Linked DNA regions of Homo sapiens: region 2 is linked to region 1. Evidence: chromatin contacts called from ENCODE Hi-C data. All regions are on one chromosome and are shown on one strand. Each heading gives the region's core, a stretch centred on a gene start or an enhancer-like site at or near the end of the contact. The rest is flanking DNA. Distances are from core to core; before and after follow the strand shown. Region 1 holds the start of HSD17B1-AS1 (HSD17B1 antisense RNA 1). Region 2 has its middle 29 kb from the start of G6PC1.

Region 1 (7,740 bases), core at 3,277-5,776:
GCAGGCACTCCACCCTGACCTGCCCCTACCTCTGGATGAGGGTCTTCTCTGCCTGTTGGATGATGTGCTGCCCCTGCTCTTGGAGGAAGAGGCCTCCCAGCCACCCCCTCCTGCCAGTCGCCTTGCCCTGCTGACCCAGACAGATCTGCTATCCCTACAGCATCCAGGAAGGCCACAGGGAGGGGGCCCAGGTGGCATGGGTTTCTGAGGCCTGGGATCTGCTCTCAGTCCCGCTCTCGCCAACCCCCTTTGCCCCTCTGTGACAGTGTGTGTACATATGCGTGCATGTGTGTACCTGTGTGGTGTGGCTCACAAGGTCACCCCTGGGGGTGGGATAATAAGAGGTAAAGTGTGACCCCCTCTCTTCCGTACATTCATTTTTTCAAGCTTGTGAATATTCACATTGTTAATATAATCTTCTGCAGTCCCATGACTTCGAATAGCACTTAGATGCCGATGACCCCCCCACCAAAGAAACCCCACTGTCTCCCACAGACTCCAGGTCTGTATCTCCAACTGCCTACTCAATACAACACGTCCACCTGATACAATGAACTTAATGTGTCTAAACCCCAATTCCACATTTCCAGTCCTCCTACCGGCTCCTCCCCCAGTCTTCTCTACTTTACTATATGACAACTCCATTTTTCCCAATACTGGTTTTAAAAACCCTGGAGTAGTCCTTGACTCCAGTCTCTCTCACCTTTCAACCAATTCAGCAGCAAATACTGACAGCTCTACCTTTGCTCATCAAAGCATATCCCCAAATCACCCTATTCCAGACTGCACACTGTCATCTCTCCCTTCAATTACAGCAGTAGCCTCCTAACTAGTTTTCTTGATTCCACTCCTGCCCATCAGCAGTGAAATTACCCCAGAGCAGTTAAAATGATCTTTTAGGATGGGCACAGTGGCTCACGCCTGTAATACCAGCACTTTGGGAGGTGGAGGCTGGCTGATCCCCTTAGGTTGGGAGTTCAAGACCATCCTCACCAACAGGGAGAAACCCCATCTCTACTAAAAATACAAAAATTAGCCGGATGTGGTGGGACGTGTCTGTAATCCCAACTACTTGGGAGGCTGAGACAGGAGAACTGCTTGAACCCGGGAGGTGGAGGTTGCAGTGAGCCAGAATCGTGCCACAGCACTCCAGCCTGGGCAAGAAGCGCGAAACTCCGTCTCAAAATAAAATAATCTTCTAAAAATGACAGGGCCAGGTGGGGTGGCACTTTTTTATAATCCGAGCACTTTGGGAGGCTGAGGTGGGCAGATCGCTTGACATCAGGGGTTTGAGACCAGCCTGGCCAACATGGTGAAACTCCGTCTCTACTAAAAATACTAAAAATTAGCTGGGCGTGGTGGCGGGTGCCTGTAATCCCAGCTACTCGGGAGGCTGATGCAGGAGAATCGCCTGAACCAGGCAGATGCAGGATGCAGTGAGCCAAGATTAAGACACTGCACTCCAACCTAAGCAATACTTTGTCTCAAAAATAAAAAAAAGCCTGGGAAACAAAGTGAGACCCCGTCTCTACAAAAAAGTCAAAAAATTAGCTGGGTATGGTGGCAGTGATGGCACACACCTGTAGTCCCGGCTACTTGGGAAGCTTTTTAATATTTTTTGCAGAGACCGGGTCTCACTCTGTTACCTGGCCTGGTCTTGAACTCCTGGGCTCCAACAATCCCCTTTCCTGGGCCTCCCAAAGTGCTGGGATTACAGGCATGAGCCACCGTGCCCAGCCTCAAAGCATATTTTAAAGGATAGAAATAAACAGCCATATGAAGAGATACAGACAGGGCGGTCTGGAAGGGTCCAGAGCAGGAGCTTCTATCTCCATAGAGTTGGGGTTACGTCACCCTCTGGGCACATTCTGTCAGCCTCCACACGTTCAGCCCTCAGAAGCTCCCGAACCCTGTCCTTTGGGCCTTTTATGGAGAACTCCATTGGCTGTCCATGACTGAAGCATGGACAACTGTGATAATGTGATTGGGCAAAAAGGGTCTGATCTAAGCCCAGCAAGGCCAGTCCAGATTCTTTGGGCCTTTGTGCAGCATTCCTTTCTCCAGGGTATGGGGCAAGGACCCACTCTGGAATGAGGATCCTACAACCCACAATCAGATTAGAGTCCTGCCTTGGGCAGCTGAAAAGAGGACAGGAGAAGGTCAGAGAGACGAAAGGCTGTTTTTTGAGGCCTGAGGCACCCCAACATGACAACGTAAGACTGTAACCATGGTCATGTGAGTTATGAGCTAGGAACCCTGGACGAAACCAGCACATATACAATCATCTCCCACCTCCCAACGCCTTTACTTTCACAGCCTCTGCAGCAAACTGCGGTCACTATAATCGCTCCTGTGGCACAGAGGCATACCCAGGGGAATCTGCCCAGGGGGCCACTCTGTGCCCACGTGGGAACCCACACCTGCTTGTAAAGCCTCCCCTCCCTCTGACCAGCAACCAGGACAGTTTGTTGTTCCAAGCAGTGGGCTCATGTCTGTTTTGGCTCAGAACAGGGTGGGGAGAGCGGGCCAGGGACCCGCAGGAAGGCTTATCCTTGAGATTGCGTGGGAGACACAACAAGGGGTGGGGGCCCGCAGGCGGGGCGGGGCGAAGCAGGTGATATCAAGCCCAGAGCCCCAGCCTCTCCCCACAGTCTCACCATGGCCCGCACCGTGGTGCTCATCACCGGCTGTTCCTCGGGCATCGGCCTGCACTTGGCCGTACGTCTGGCTTCAGATCCATCCCAGAGCTTCAAAGGTATAGATAGGCAGGGACAGGGAGGGAGAGAAGGGAGGAGCCCTTGGAGGCCAGAAGGGAAGTCAGATCTTCCTCCTCTCCCAAAACCTCCAGTGTATGCCACGTTGAGGGACCTGAAAACACAGGGCCGGCTGTGGGAGGCGGCCCGGGCCCTGGCATGCCCTCCGGGATCCCTGGAGACGTTGCAGCTGGACGTAAGGGACTCAAAATCCGTGGCCGCTGCCCGGGAACGCGTGACTGAGGGCCGCGTGGACGTGCTGGGTGAGCCTCCTGGAAGCATATGGGCTCCTAGGAGCCTTCTCCGCCCTGCGTTGAAACCAACATGTTCCCAGGCCCAGGGAGCACGAGGGGACAGGCCGTGCTGAGGGTGATGCTGAGGCGGGCTGGTCGGGCCTCTTGTCTCCGCAGTGTGTAACGCAGGCCTGGGCCTGCTGGGGCCGCTGGAGGCGCTGGGGGAGGACGCCGTGGCCTCTGTGCTGGACGTGAATGTAGTAGGGACTGTGCGGATGCTGCAGGCCTTCCTGCCAGACATGAAGAGGCGCGGTTCGGGACGCGTGTTGGTGACCGGGAGCGTGGGAGGATTGATGGGTGAGTGGTAGGGAGTGGCCTCGGCAGCTCCAGATTCTTTGTGTGCGGAGCTGAGCCTTGAAGGCAGGTTCCGCGGGGGGGGTGGAGTGGGGTGCCGTCAGCTTGGAGGGGCACCGTCTGCCCGGGGATGACCCCCTGGCCGCTGCGCCTCAGGAACCTCGTCTCCCCACCTAAGGGCTGCCTTTCAATGACGTTTATTGCGCCAGCAAGTTCGCGCTCGAAGGCTTATGCGAGAGTCTGGCGGTTCTGCTGCTGCCCTTTGGGGTCCAGTGAGTCAACACCCCCGTTCCCCGAACCCTCTTAACTCTGACCTAGAGACGCCGAGCACCCTGTCCTGCGGGAGCCGCTCTGGGGCGATCTCCCTGGCCCTCTCTGCCCGGCTCACATTAGCTGTGTGCCAGGCACTTGGGCTGGGCGCATGGCACGCATTGTGCCACCTGCTGACCTAGCTGCTGAAGTGTTGGTATTGTTATGGGGAAGCTCCAGCCCAGAGAGGTTAGGTGACTGGCCCAAGGTCACACAGCGGCCAGGGACCCCGCTAGATTCGAATCCTGACACCAGGGCTCCCTTGTAGCCTCAGATGGATTTGGGAGGGCTGCTCCGGCAGGAACCCGCGTTTCAAATGTTCTGGTTATCCCCAGCGCCCTTTCCGCCTCACTTCCCAGCGCAGCGGTGCTGCTCGCGGTCGGGGGCCGGGACGTGGTTGGGGCTGGGACTGGGGTTGGGGCTGGGACTGGGGCCTGGCTGGCGTCCGCCCCCTCCCACTCGTTGCTCTCCGGCCAGCAGCTTGAGCCTGATCGAGTGCGGCCCAGTGCACACCGCCTTCATGGAGAAGGTGTTGGGCAGCCCAGAGGAGGTGCTGGACCGCACGGACATCCACACCTTCCACCGCTTCTACCAATACCTCGCCCACAGCAAGCAAGTCTTTCGCGAGGCGGCGCAGAACCCTGAGGAGGTGGCGGAGGTGAGCGCCGGGCTGGACTCCAGGAGTGGGGGCGGTGCGTCCTCCGGCGCGCAGCGGTGGCCACAGCTCTCCTCCCGCCGCCGCAGGTCTTCCTCACCGCTTTGCGCGCCCCGAAGCCGACCCTGCGCTACTTCACCACCGAGCGCTTCCTGCCCCTGCTGCGGATGCGCCTGGACGACCCCAGCGGCTCCAACTACGTCACCGCCATGCACCGGGAAGTGTTCGGCGACGTTCCGGCAAAGGCCGAGGCTGGGGCCGAGGCTGGGGGCGGGGCCGGGCCTGGGGCAGAGGACGAGGCCGGGCGCGGTGCGGTGGGGGACCCTGAGCTCGGCGATCCTCCGGCCGCCCCGCAGTAAAGGCTTCCTCAGCCGCTGTCTCCCGCGCCCTTCTTTGTCCCCTGGGTCTGTGTGGTCCCTGGGGATGGGGCGGCGGTAGCAGCTGTGGGTGGCTAATTAAGATAGATCGCGTTAGCCAGTTTTACCAGCGCAGCTAGGCGCGATGGCTGTCGCCTGTAATGCCAGCGCTTTGGGAGGCGGAGGCAGGAGGATCGCTCAAGCCCCGGAGTTGGAGACCAGCCAGAGCAACACAGTGAGACCCCCATCTCTACAAAAATAAAGAAAATTTAAAAATCAGCACAGTGGCACCATTCCTTGAGCCCAGGAGTTGGAGGGTGCAGTGAGCATGATGGGGCCACTGCACTCCAGCCTGGGTGACAGAGTGAGACCCTGTCAATTAATCAAATGAACCAACCAACCGAAAAACTCAGAAACCAAGGTCCAGAAAGAAGCCAGCCCAGGATCACACCTCAAGTCCATATTAAAGGCCAGACACAGTCTCTGGATAACCAAGGGGCATCTGCAGGAGGAGTTAGGTGGGAATTGGCTTGGGGTAGAGTCAGGTTGTGACTTGGACCCCATTAGCCATGAGACCTCAGGCAAGTTCCTTGCTTTCTCTCAGTCTTTCTTTTCTTTCTTTCTTTCTTTTTTTTTTATTTTCTGAGACAGAGTTTCGCTCTTGTTGCCTAGGCTGGAGTGCAATGGGGCAATCTCGGCTCACCACAATCTCCGCTTCCCAGATTCAAGTGATTCTCCTGCCTCAGCCTCCCAAGTAGCTGGGATACCGGCTAATTTTGTATGTTCGGTAGAGACGGGGTTTCTCCATGTTGGTCAGGCTGGTCTCAAACTCTCGACCTTAGGTGATCCGCCCGCCTCGGCCTCTCAGATTGCTGGGCATACAGGCATGAGCCACCGCGACCGGCCCTCTGAGTCTTTCTTATCTGTAAAATGGGTATAATAATACCTATCTAATCGGTTTTAGTAATGGTGGAGATAATGCCTGAAAGTGCTAGTATAGAGGTTTAATAGCCAGCAAGGACTGTTATTAGAATGAATAGTAATATGACTACTGTCACATTTTGCAAATGTGTAAAGAAGAAAGAGGGCTAAGTGAATCAAAGGGAGACAGCCCCACTCACCCTGTTCTGCCCCAGAGGACTGAGCGATCCCCACCATCTGGCAAGCTGCCTCACCAGGAGGTCCAGCTGGGGCTACAGGACTGGCTACTTTGCTACAATGGCCCGTCTTTCCTGAGCCCAGTGGAGGGTCCCAGGGGGGCAGGAGTCATTGATAGGGGCCAGTAGGGTTGTAGAGCCACTGTCTGAACTTCTGTGGAGGTCTGGTGCAGGGGAGGTGTGAACAGATAGGAGGCTAGGTGAGGATGCAGCAGAGGAAGGGGGCAGGAGTGCCCCAGGAGGGGGCGGTACCGAGGCAGGGATTCAGCTGGGTCTGAGAGGGAGGCAAGGCTGAGGGGGATGGCCCTTTGGAGTGGGCAGGGACATGACCACAGAAAGCCTGGGAAGTGGAAACAGACAGGAGCCTGTTGGAGCTCTTGGAGCTTTGTGTGGGGCACTGGGGGAAGGAGGCAGGCACTCCACCCTGACCTGCCCCTACCTCGGATGAGGGTCTTCTCTGCCTGTTGGATGATGTGCTGCCCCTGCTCTTGGAGGAAGAGGCCTCCCAGCCACCCCCTCCTGCCAGTCGCCCTGACCTGCTGACCCAGACAGATCTGCTATCCCTACAGCATCCAGGAAGGCCACAGGGAGGGGGCCCAGGTGGCATGGGTTTCTGAGGCCTGGGATCTGCTCTCAGTCCCGCTCTCGCCAACCCCCTTTGCCCCTCTGTGACAGTGTGTGTACATATGCGTGCATGTGTGTACCTGTGTGGTGTGGCTCACAAGGTCACCCCTGGGGGTGGGATAATAAGAGGTAAAGTGTGACCCCCTCTCTTCCGTACATTCATTTTTTCAAGCTTGTGAATATTCACATTGTTAATATAATCTTCTGCAGTCCCATGACTTCGAATAGCACTTAGATGCCGATGACCCCCCCACCAAAGAAACCCCACTGTCTCCCACAGACTCCAGGTCTGTATCTCCAACTGCCTACTCAATACAACACGTCCACCTGATGCAATGAACTTAATGTGTCTAAACCCCAATTCCACATTTCCAGTCCTCCTACCGGCTCCTCCCCCAGTCTTCTCTACTTTACTGTATGACAACTCCATTTTTCCCAATACTGGTTTTAAAAACCCTGGAGTAGTCCTTGACTCCAGTCTCTCTCACCTTTCAACCAATTCAGCAGCAAATACTGACAGCTCTACCTTTGCTCATCAAAGCATATTCCAAAATCACCCTATTCGAGACTGCACACTGTCATCTTTCCCTTCAATTACAGCAGTAGCCTCCTAACTAGTTTTCTTGATTCCACTCTTGCCCATCAGCAGTAAAATTAGCACAGTGCATTTAAAATGATCTTTTAAAAATGACAGGGCCGGGCGTGATGGCTCATGCCTATAATCACAGCACTTTGTGAGGCTGAGGCGGACGTTATTGCTTGAGGTCAGGAGTTTGAGACCAACCTGGCCAATATGGTGAAACCCTGTGTCTACTAAAAATATAAAAATTAGCCAGGCATGGTGGTGGGCGCCTGTAATCGCAGCTGCTCCAGAGGCTGACAAAGGAGAATCTCTTGAACCAGGGAGGTGGAGGCTGCAGTGAGCCAAGATTGGGACACTGCACTCCAGCCTGGGCAACAGAGACTTTGTCTCAAAAAAATAAAAATTGGCCGGGCGTGGTGGCTCATGCCTGTAATCCCAGCACTTTGGGAGGCCGAGGCGGGTGGATCACCTGAGGTCAGGAGTTCAAGACCAGCCTGGCCAACAGGGTGAAACCTTGTCTCTACTAAAAACCCAAAAAATTAGCCAGGCGTGGTGGCACGTGCCTGTAATCCCAGCTACTCAGGCGGCTGAGGCAGGGGAATTGCTTGAACCCCGGAGGCGTACGCTGCAGTGAGTGGAGATTGCGCCATTGTACTCTAGCCTGGGCAACAAGAGTGAAACTCCATCTCAAAATAATAATAATAAAATTAAAAAAA
Region 2 (7,740 bases), core at 2,437-4,936, 370 kb after region 1:
ACTTGGGAGGCTGAGGCAGGAGAATCACTTGAACCTGGGAGGCAGAGATTGCAGTGAGCTGAGATTGCGCCACTGCACTCCAACCTGGGTAACAAGAGTGAAACTCCTTTTCAAACAAAAAAAAATTTTTTTTTTTTGTAAAGACAAGGGCTCTCTATGTTGCCCAGGCTGGTCTTGAACACCTAGACTCAAATGATCCTCCTGCCTCAGCCTCTCAAAGTGCTAGGATTACAGGTGTGAGCCACCACACCCAGTTTAGGTTCTTAATATTTTACCCCAAACCTGGTCATCTCTACAATTCTGTATCTCAGTGAATGGTAAGTCCATCCATCCACACGCTATCTTCCTCCTTCCCATCCATCCTCCATCCATCAAATCCTCTTACTTTTACCCCTTAAATATCTCTAAAATCTGCCATTTCTTGCCATTTCTACTGCTGCCTACCCCAGATAAAAGTCACCACCATCAATGGCAATGGCCTGCAATGGCCTTCTTTTTTTCTTTTTTTTTTTTTGAGACGGAGTTTCACCTTGTTGCCCAGGCTGATCTTGGCTCACTGCAACCTCCGCCTCCCAGGTTCAAGTCATTCTCCTGCCTCAGCCTCCCAAGTAGCTAGGATTACAGGCCCATGTCACCACGCCCAGCTAATTTTTATATGTTTAGTAGAGACGGGGTTTCACCATGTTGGCCAGGCTGGCCTAGAACTTCTGACCACAGGTGATCTACCTGCCTCGGCCTCCCAAAGTTCTGGGATTACAGGTGTGAACCAACGAGTCCAGCTGCAATGGGCTTCGTAAATGTTCCCTGCATTCACTCTCGCCCTTTTCATATCCATTCACCAGAAGACTGATGGAGTGATCTTTTTAAACCCAAAATCTGATATCACACTCTTGCTTGAAACTTTTTAATGGATTATCACTGTTCTTAGGATATAAATCTTTATTATGAAAAACTTGGCCAGGCGCCGTGGCTCATGCCTGTAATTCCAGCACTTTGGAAGGCCGAAGAGATAGGATTGCTTGAGTCCAGGAATATAAGACCAGCCTGAGCAACGTAGTGAGACCCCCGTCTTTATTTTTTGCTTTTTTGTGTGTTTTTTCATTTCTGCTTTTTTTTTTTTTTTTTAAGACGGAGTCTTGCTCTGTTGCCCAGGCTAGAATGCAGTGGCTTAATCTCAGCTCACTGAAACCTCCACCTCCCAGGTTCAAGCAATTCTTCTACCTCAGCCTCCCGAGTAGCTGGGATTACAAGCACACACCACCACATATGGCTAATTTTTATGTTTTTAGTAGAGACTGGGTTTCACCATGTTGGTCAGGCTGGTCTTGAACTCCTGACCTTAAGTAATACACCCGCCTCGGCCTCCCAAAGTACTGAGATTACAGGAGTGAGCCACCCTGTCTGGTCTCACTTCTTTTTGTATCTTTTTCCTTCATCTTTTATTTTCTACCCATCTCTCCATTTTTAAATTAATACATACATAAATTTTAAAAAGGAAAAAAACTTGTACATGAATATTCAGAGCAGGATTATTCATAATAGCTAAAAAGCAGAAACAACCTGAATGTCCATCAACTAATGATAAATAAACAAAATATAGCCTAGCCATAGAGTGCAATATTATTTGGCCATGGAAGGAATGAAGTATGAATACATGCTAGAGTGTGGATGAACCTTGAAAACATTATACTAAGTGAAAGAAGCAAGGCACAAAAGATCACATACCATATAATTCCATTTATAGAAATGTCCAGAATCGGCAAATCCATAGAGACAGAAAGTAGATTGGTGGTTGCCTAAGGCTAGATGTTTGGGGGAAATGGAGAGTGACTGCTGAAGGCTGCAGGGTTTTTTTTTTAGGGTGACGAAAATGTTCTCAAATTGACTGTGGTTATGTACAACTCTGTGAATATACTAAAAACCAATGAATTGTATTTTTTTCTTTTTTTAATTTCTTTCTTTTTTTTTTTTTTTTTTGAGAGAGTCTCACTCTATTACCCAGGCTGGAGCACGGTGGCATGGTCATAGCTCACTGCAGCCTCAACCTCCTGGGCTCAAGAGATCCTCCCAACTTAGCCTCCAGAGTAGTTGGGAATACAGGTAGATACCACAATGCCTGGGTAACTTTTTAATTTTTCATAGAGATGAAGTTGCACTGTGTTGCTCAGGCTGATCTCAAACTCCTGGCCTCAAGCAATCCTCCCACCTTGGCTTCCCAAAGTGCTGGGATTATAGGCATGAGCCACCATGCCCGGCTGAATTGTACATTATTTATTTATTTTATTTTATTTTTTTGAGACAGAGTTTTGCTCTCATCCCCCAGGCTGGAGTGCAATGGTGTGATCTCAGGTCACTGCAACTTCCGCCTCCCAGGTTCAATCAATTCTCCTGCCTCAGCCTCCCGAGTAGCTGGGATTACAGGCACCCACCACCACACCAGGCTAATTTTTATATTTTTAGTAGAGATGGCGTTTCACAATGTTGGCCAGGCTGGTCTCAAACTCCTGACTTCAAGTGATCCACCCACCTTGGCCTCCCAAAGTGCTGGGATTACAGGTGTGAGCCACCGCACCCCAGCCACAGCATTTCTTTTCTTTTCTTTTCTTTTTTTTTTCTTTTTGAGATGGAGTCTCTCTCTGTTGCCCCAGACTGGAGTGCAGTGGCGCAATCTCAGCTCACTGCAACCTCCACCTCCTGGATTCAAGTGATTCTCCTGCCTCAGCCTCCCAAGTAGCTGGGATTACAGGCATGTGCCACCATACCCAACTAATTGTATTTTTAGTAGAGACGGGGTTTCAGTATGTTGGCCAGGCTGGTCTTGAACTCCTGGCCTCAAGTGATCCACCTGTCTCTGCTTCCCAAAGTGCTGGGATTACAGGCATGAGCTACCTCAACTGGCTACCAAATTGTGCATTTTAAATGTGTGAATTTTGTGGTGTGTGAATTATATCTCAATAATGCTCTTACCAAAAAAAAAAAAATCTTTATATGGCCTCTGAAAGCTTACCTCAGCTGGACCTTGTCTACCGCACCTCACCTGGTCTCCTTCACCTCATTCCACAAAGCACAGCCAATGTCATCTTGGTTCCTCCAATGCAACACACTCCAGCCCTCCTCCGAGCTTGGGCTTTTACACACCCCCCTTCTTAGAACACTCTTCTGCCTCTTCACATAATTCAGTCCTCCACATTGGTATCACTTTCTCAAGGAAGCCTCCCTGCCCACCCACCATGAGTCATGATCAAGTTCCTCTTCTGGGCCTGCCAAAGCACCCCTTTTACTTTGCTCTCTACCAAACGTCACTTTGTGATTATTTGGATCATGTCCGTCTTCCCCACTAGACTAGGCCCCATGAGTGCAGCTCCATGCCTGCTTTGCTCACTCTTGCACTTAAACCCTGTGCCTAGCCCTGGCCTAACACATGAGGAGGACTCCAGATATCTTGGTTGAATAATAAATGAGCAATATATTACTGTTTGCCCCTAACTTGGAAAACAAATGATAGGTTCAACAATTCTAGAGCTCCACAAATGACTCAGCAAAAACATGTTCGGAGGCACTCCCAACGTGAAATTAGAAGGTTGGAAACTCAGAGGACGGGACAGGCTTAGATAGAAACATTGGCCTCTTCCCAGGTAAGTTCTCCCCAGGAGGTGGGGAGCAAACTCTCTGAGCAGCCAGTTACAGGGAACTCATGACTAAGCTCTGTTGCTGTTTATCAAGATACACACTGACTCTCAGAAGTTCTAGCGTGAACCAAATCCTGCTTCAACCCCATGGGCTTTCAGTGTAGGACTTTTTCTTTTTGTTGGTGATCACACACCCTACTGGTGGCTTAACCAATTACATTGCCTCAGCCCCTGTGACACTCCAGCTCCGCGTCCCCTTTATGATGCTTCAAATATCATAAAAGCAGAGAAAAATCATATGTCATATATCAGAAAATCATATATCAACTTTTTTTTATTTTGAGGTCTTTCACACACTGAACTTATTTTAATCATAATTGTCAATTATAAATAAACATAATTACTATGTTCCTTTTTTGATGTCAAATTGTTGCAATTTGGACAGTGGCTTCCTTATCCTTCTACCATTGCTGGCCTAAAATCCTTGTGTTCTAGGCCCATTCCAAATTTTCCTTGTTCCAAGACACAGAATCAGCCACCCACTAAGAAGTCTCATTTCCTTTTGATGGGTGCACGAGAGTGGGAGGTTAGCAGAAGAAATGCTGTTAATGGGCTAGGTGCAGTGGCCTAGCCTGTAATCCCAACACTTTGGAAGGCTGAGGCAGGAGGATCACCTGAGGTCAGGAGTTCGAGACCAGCCTGGCCAACATGGGGAAACCCCATATCTACTAAAAATACAAAAAATTAGCTGGGCGTGGTGGTGTGTGCCTGTAATCCCAGCTACTCAGGAGGCTGAGCCAGGAGAATTGCTTGAACCCAGGAGGCGGAGGTTGCAGTGAGCTGAGATCATGCCACTGCACTCCAGCCTGGGCAACAGAGAGAGACTTCATCTCAAAAAGGAAAAAAAAAAAAAGAAGAAGGAAAAGAAATGCTGTGGCCAGGGCATGGTGGCTCACGCCTGTAATCCCAGTACTTTGGGAGGCTGAGGCAGGTGGATCATGAGGTCAGGAGCTCAAGACCAGCTTGGCCATTATGGTGAAACCCCATCTCTACTAAAAATACAAAAATTAGGCAGATGCCTATAATCCCAGCTACTCAGGAGGCTGAGGGAGGAGAATCACTTGAACCTGGGAGGCAGAGGTTCAGTGAGCCAAGATTGAGCCACTACAGTCCAGCCTGGCAACAGAGCGAGACTCCATTTCAAAAAAAGAAAAAAGAAAAAGAAAAAGAAATGCTGTTAATGAACTGTATTTTAGGGTCAGAGCCAGGAAATTATATTTCTCTTAAAGCTTATGGGTTCACAATAATGTTTCCAATTGAACTCTATGTTGTAATTTTTTATTCAATATAAAATATTTTCAGGCCAGGCCCGGTGGCTCATGCCTGCAATCCCAACACTAGAAGGCAAGACGGGAGAATTGCTTGAGACCCAGAGTTCAGGACCAGCCTGGGTAACATACCGCAACCCCCTCTCTATAAAAGAAAAAAAAGATATAATTGTTTTCATTTATTTTATCTGCAATATTCCTGCATAGAGATTTAATCTTCACCCTCACTATAATTGCATTTCCTTTACTAGCCCTCATTTGCCTTGCCAACCGCCATTATACCGTCCCTTTGCTGATGGTGATGTCTGTTGGCTTGGTCTCCTTGTTCTGGTTGACCAGACTATCCTCCTGTTATAAACAGCAGGAAACACAACCCCAAAACACACATACACACACACTGGAAGCCTACATGAATTTCACATGCATCGTTTGAGGCAGCCTCCTGAGAGCCAGTCATCCTTCCAAGACAGTGACTGCTTCGGGAGTAAAATCATAACTGAGAGAGTCTCAGGGAACTTTGTTGTTGTTTTACTGAGTTGACATTTGGGAAGTTTAAGGTCTTTATTGCTCTGACAGAGTATTTTAACTTAATTTTTTTTGTTGAGACAGAGTCTTGTTATGATGCTCAGGTTGCTCTCGAACTCCTGGGCTTGAGTGATCCTCCTGCCACAGCCTCCTGAGCAGCTAGGATTACGTAGGTGCACGTCACCATACCTGGCTCTTTATCTTGCTTTTTGTCATTAGAAAAGTATCACACAAATGAATTACAAAGAAGATCATTTCATTCAGAAATGTTGGAAACTACTGAAAAGTATAAAGATGAAACTAAAAATCACTCCAATCTCATCATCCAGAAATAACTGAGGGCCAAGGCACAGTGGCTCGCATGTGTAATCCCAGCACTTTGGGAGGCTGAGGCAGGAGGATCACTTGAGCCCAGGAGTTCAAGACCTGCCTGGGCAATATAGGGAGACTCTATCTCTACAAAAAAACACAAAAATACGAAATTACAAAAGAAACAAATAACTGAAGCTAACATTTTGAAAAAAGAAGTAGGCCGGGCGTGGTGGCTCACGCCTGTAATCCCAGCACTTTGGGAGGCCAAGGTGGGCTGATCACCTGAGGTCAGGAGTTCAAGACCAGACCGACCAATGTGATGAAACCCCGTCTCTACTAAAAATACAAAAATTAGCTGGGCATGGTGGCACATGCCTGTAATCCCAGTTACTCGGGGACTGAGACAGAAGAATCACTTGAACCTGGGAGGCAGAGATTGCAGTGAGCCGAGATCGCACCATTGCACTCCAGCCTGGGCAACAAGAGTGAAACTCCATCTCAAAAAAAAAAAAAAAAAAAAGAATACTGAGAATATGAAAAACCTTTTTTTTTCTAGATCCATCAATGCCTCTTGAAGAGAGTATCAAAAATCAATATGAAACTGAAAGAGCTACTGAACTGCAGACAAAAATTTCATCAGATACATCAGAGATTTCTCTAAAGGTTAAAAAGAAACGTGAGAAATATTAAAAGTCAATTGCCTGGTGTGGTGGCTTGCACCTATAATCCCAGCTACTTGAGAGGCTGAGGCAGAAGAATCCTTTGAGCCCAGAAGTTAGAGTTTACAATAAGTTCTGATTGCACTACTGCACTCCAGCCTGGGCCACAAGACAAGAAGACTCTGTCTCAAAAAAAAAAAAAAAAAAAGAGTCAGTTGTACTATTCTGCTTTGTGGTTTTGTGTATTAATCTGCAATTTATAGAGTTTTAATGAAAAGTCATCAGTGTTGGTAGAATGCTGATTTAAATGTATTTATGAGAAAATGTCACCTTGTCACCTGAGTTAAAACACACAATCAAAATGGCAGGGTGAAAACTGTGGACTCCAAAGTTCATGCTTTCACTAATTTCTTTTCTTTTTAAAAAAACATTTTTGGCCGGGCGCAGTGGCTCACGCCTGTAATCCCAGCACTTTGGGAGGCCAAGGTGGATGGATCACAAGGTCAGGCGATTGAGAACATCCTGGCTAAAACAGTGAAACCCCATCTCTACTAAAAATACAAAAAAATTAACCAGGTGTGGTGGCGGGCGCCTGTAGTCCCAGCTACTCGAGAGGCTGAGTCAGGAGAATCTCTTGAACCCGGGAGTTGGAGGTTACAGTGAGCTGAGATCGTTGCCACTGCACTCCAGCCTGGGTGAGAGAGCAAGACTCAATTGCAAAAAAAAAAAAAAACCTGGCAGGTAACTGTGTTTTGTTTTATTCTTAACTAATGTTTCTTTTTTTCTTAATCCAGTGAAATTTAGCAATGGGGGGTTGTATACCAACTTTAGTGACACTAATGTTAATAAGTTCTGATGACCCACTACCATCGGACCAGCCTAATGTTTCTTAATGAGAAACATTTCTTTCTGGGTGGTTAAACTTAATCAACCGTCCCATAAAAACAAGAAGACTCCTCTGCTGCCTAACTAAACAATCAAAAAACCAATTTTTTAATTTAAAAAAAAGGTTTAAGATTCAAGCCTACTTTTAGGCTCATCCTCTAAGAGAAATGAGTAAGCAAAGGCTGAGCTATAATCACAACATCCAGAGCTGCACTCAGTCCTGAAGCACCAGAACACACACATGGGCTGCCTGAGCTCCTCAAGTGCCCCTGCTGCCGCCACTGTTACCAGAAAGAAAAAAATGAGGTTGGTTCGCCTGGCAAGTAACAAACGACTTGCCATGAGAACACAGGGTTTTTTGTTAGTTTTTTTTGTTTGTTTTGGGGGTGGGGGGGTTTGAGA

What was found. Hi-C counts contacts between places; a loop is a spot of excess contacts on that map. Pooled maps may share reads with other maps.
Region 2: a pooled map shows a loop between it and region 1 (2.5-fold over the local background). The contact joins the enhancer-like site here to the promoter of HSD17B1-AS1 in region 1. A Hi-C loop is called at or near these places in 13 of 37 single-sample maps with no recorded cell type and 7 of 50 pooled maps.

What each region holds. Positions count from the first base shown.
Region 1 is chr17:42,550,276-42,558,015 of GRCh38, forward strand. HSD17B1-AS1 (HSD17B1 antisense RNA 1) reads right to left here and starts at 4,527. Exons shown (of 1, transcript NR_144402.1): 1 at 2,161-4,527. HSD17B1 (hydroxysteroid 17-beta dehydrogenase 1) reads left to right here and starts at 2,648. Exons shown (of 6, transcript NM_000413.4): 1 at 2,648-2,755; 2 at 2,849-3,016; 3 at 3,164-3,343; 4 at 3,519-3,612; 5 at 4,130-4,307; 6 at 4,394-4,939. The coding sequence starts at 2,659. The coding sequence ends at 4,663. RefSeq lists a cis regulatory region at 2,106-2,122, a promoter at 2,572-2,648, enhancers at 4,292-4,859, 5,675-6,222 and a silencer at 4,509-4,668.
Region 2 is chr17:42,925,610-42,933,349 of GRCh38, forward strand. It overlaps the pseudogene RNY4P2. Among named protein-coding and RNA genes, the nearest start is that of G6PC1, 29 kb to the left of the region's middle. RefSeq lists enhancers at 2,840-3,416, 3,306-3,455. Within about 2 kb of position 3,687, at least 19 of the 41 ENCODE cell types and tissues checked have a DNase peak (open chromatin) inside an H3K27ac peak, as active enhancers do.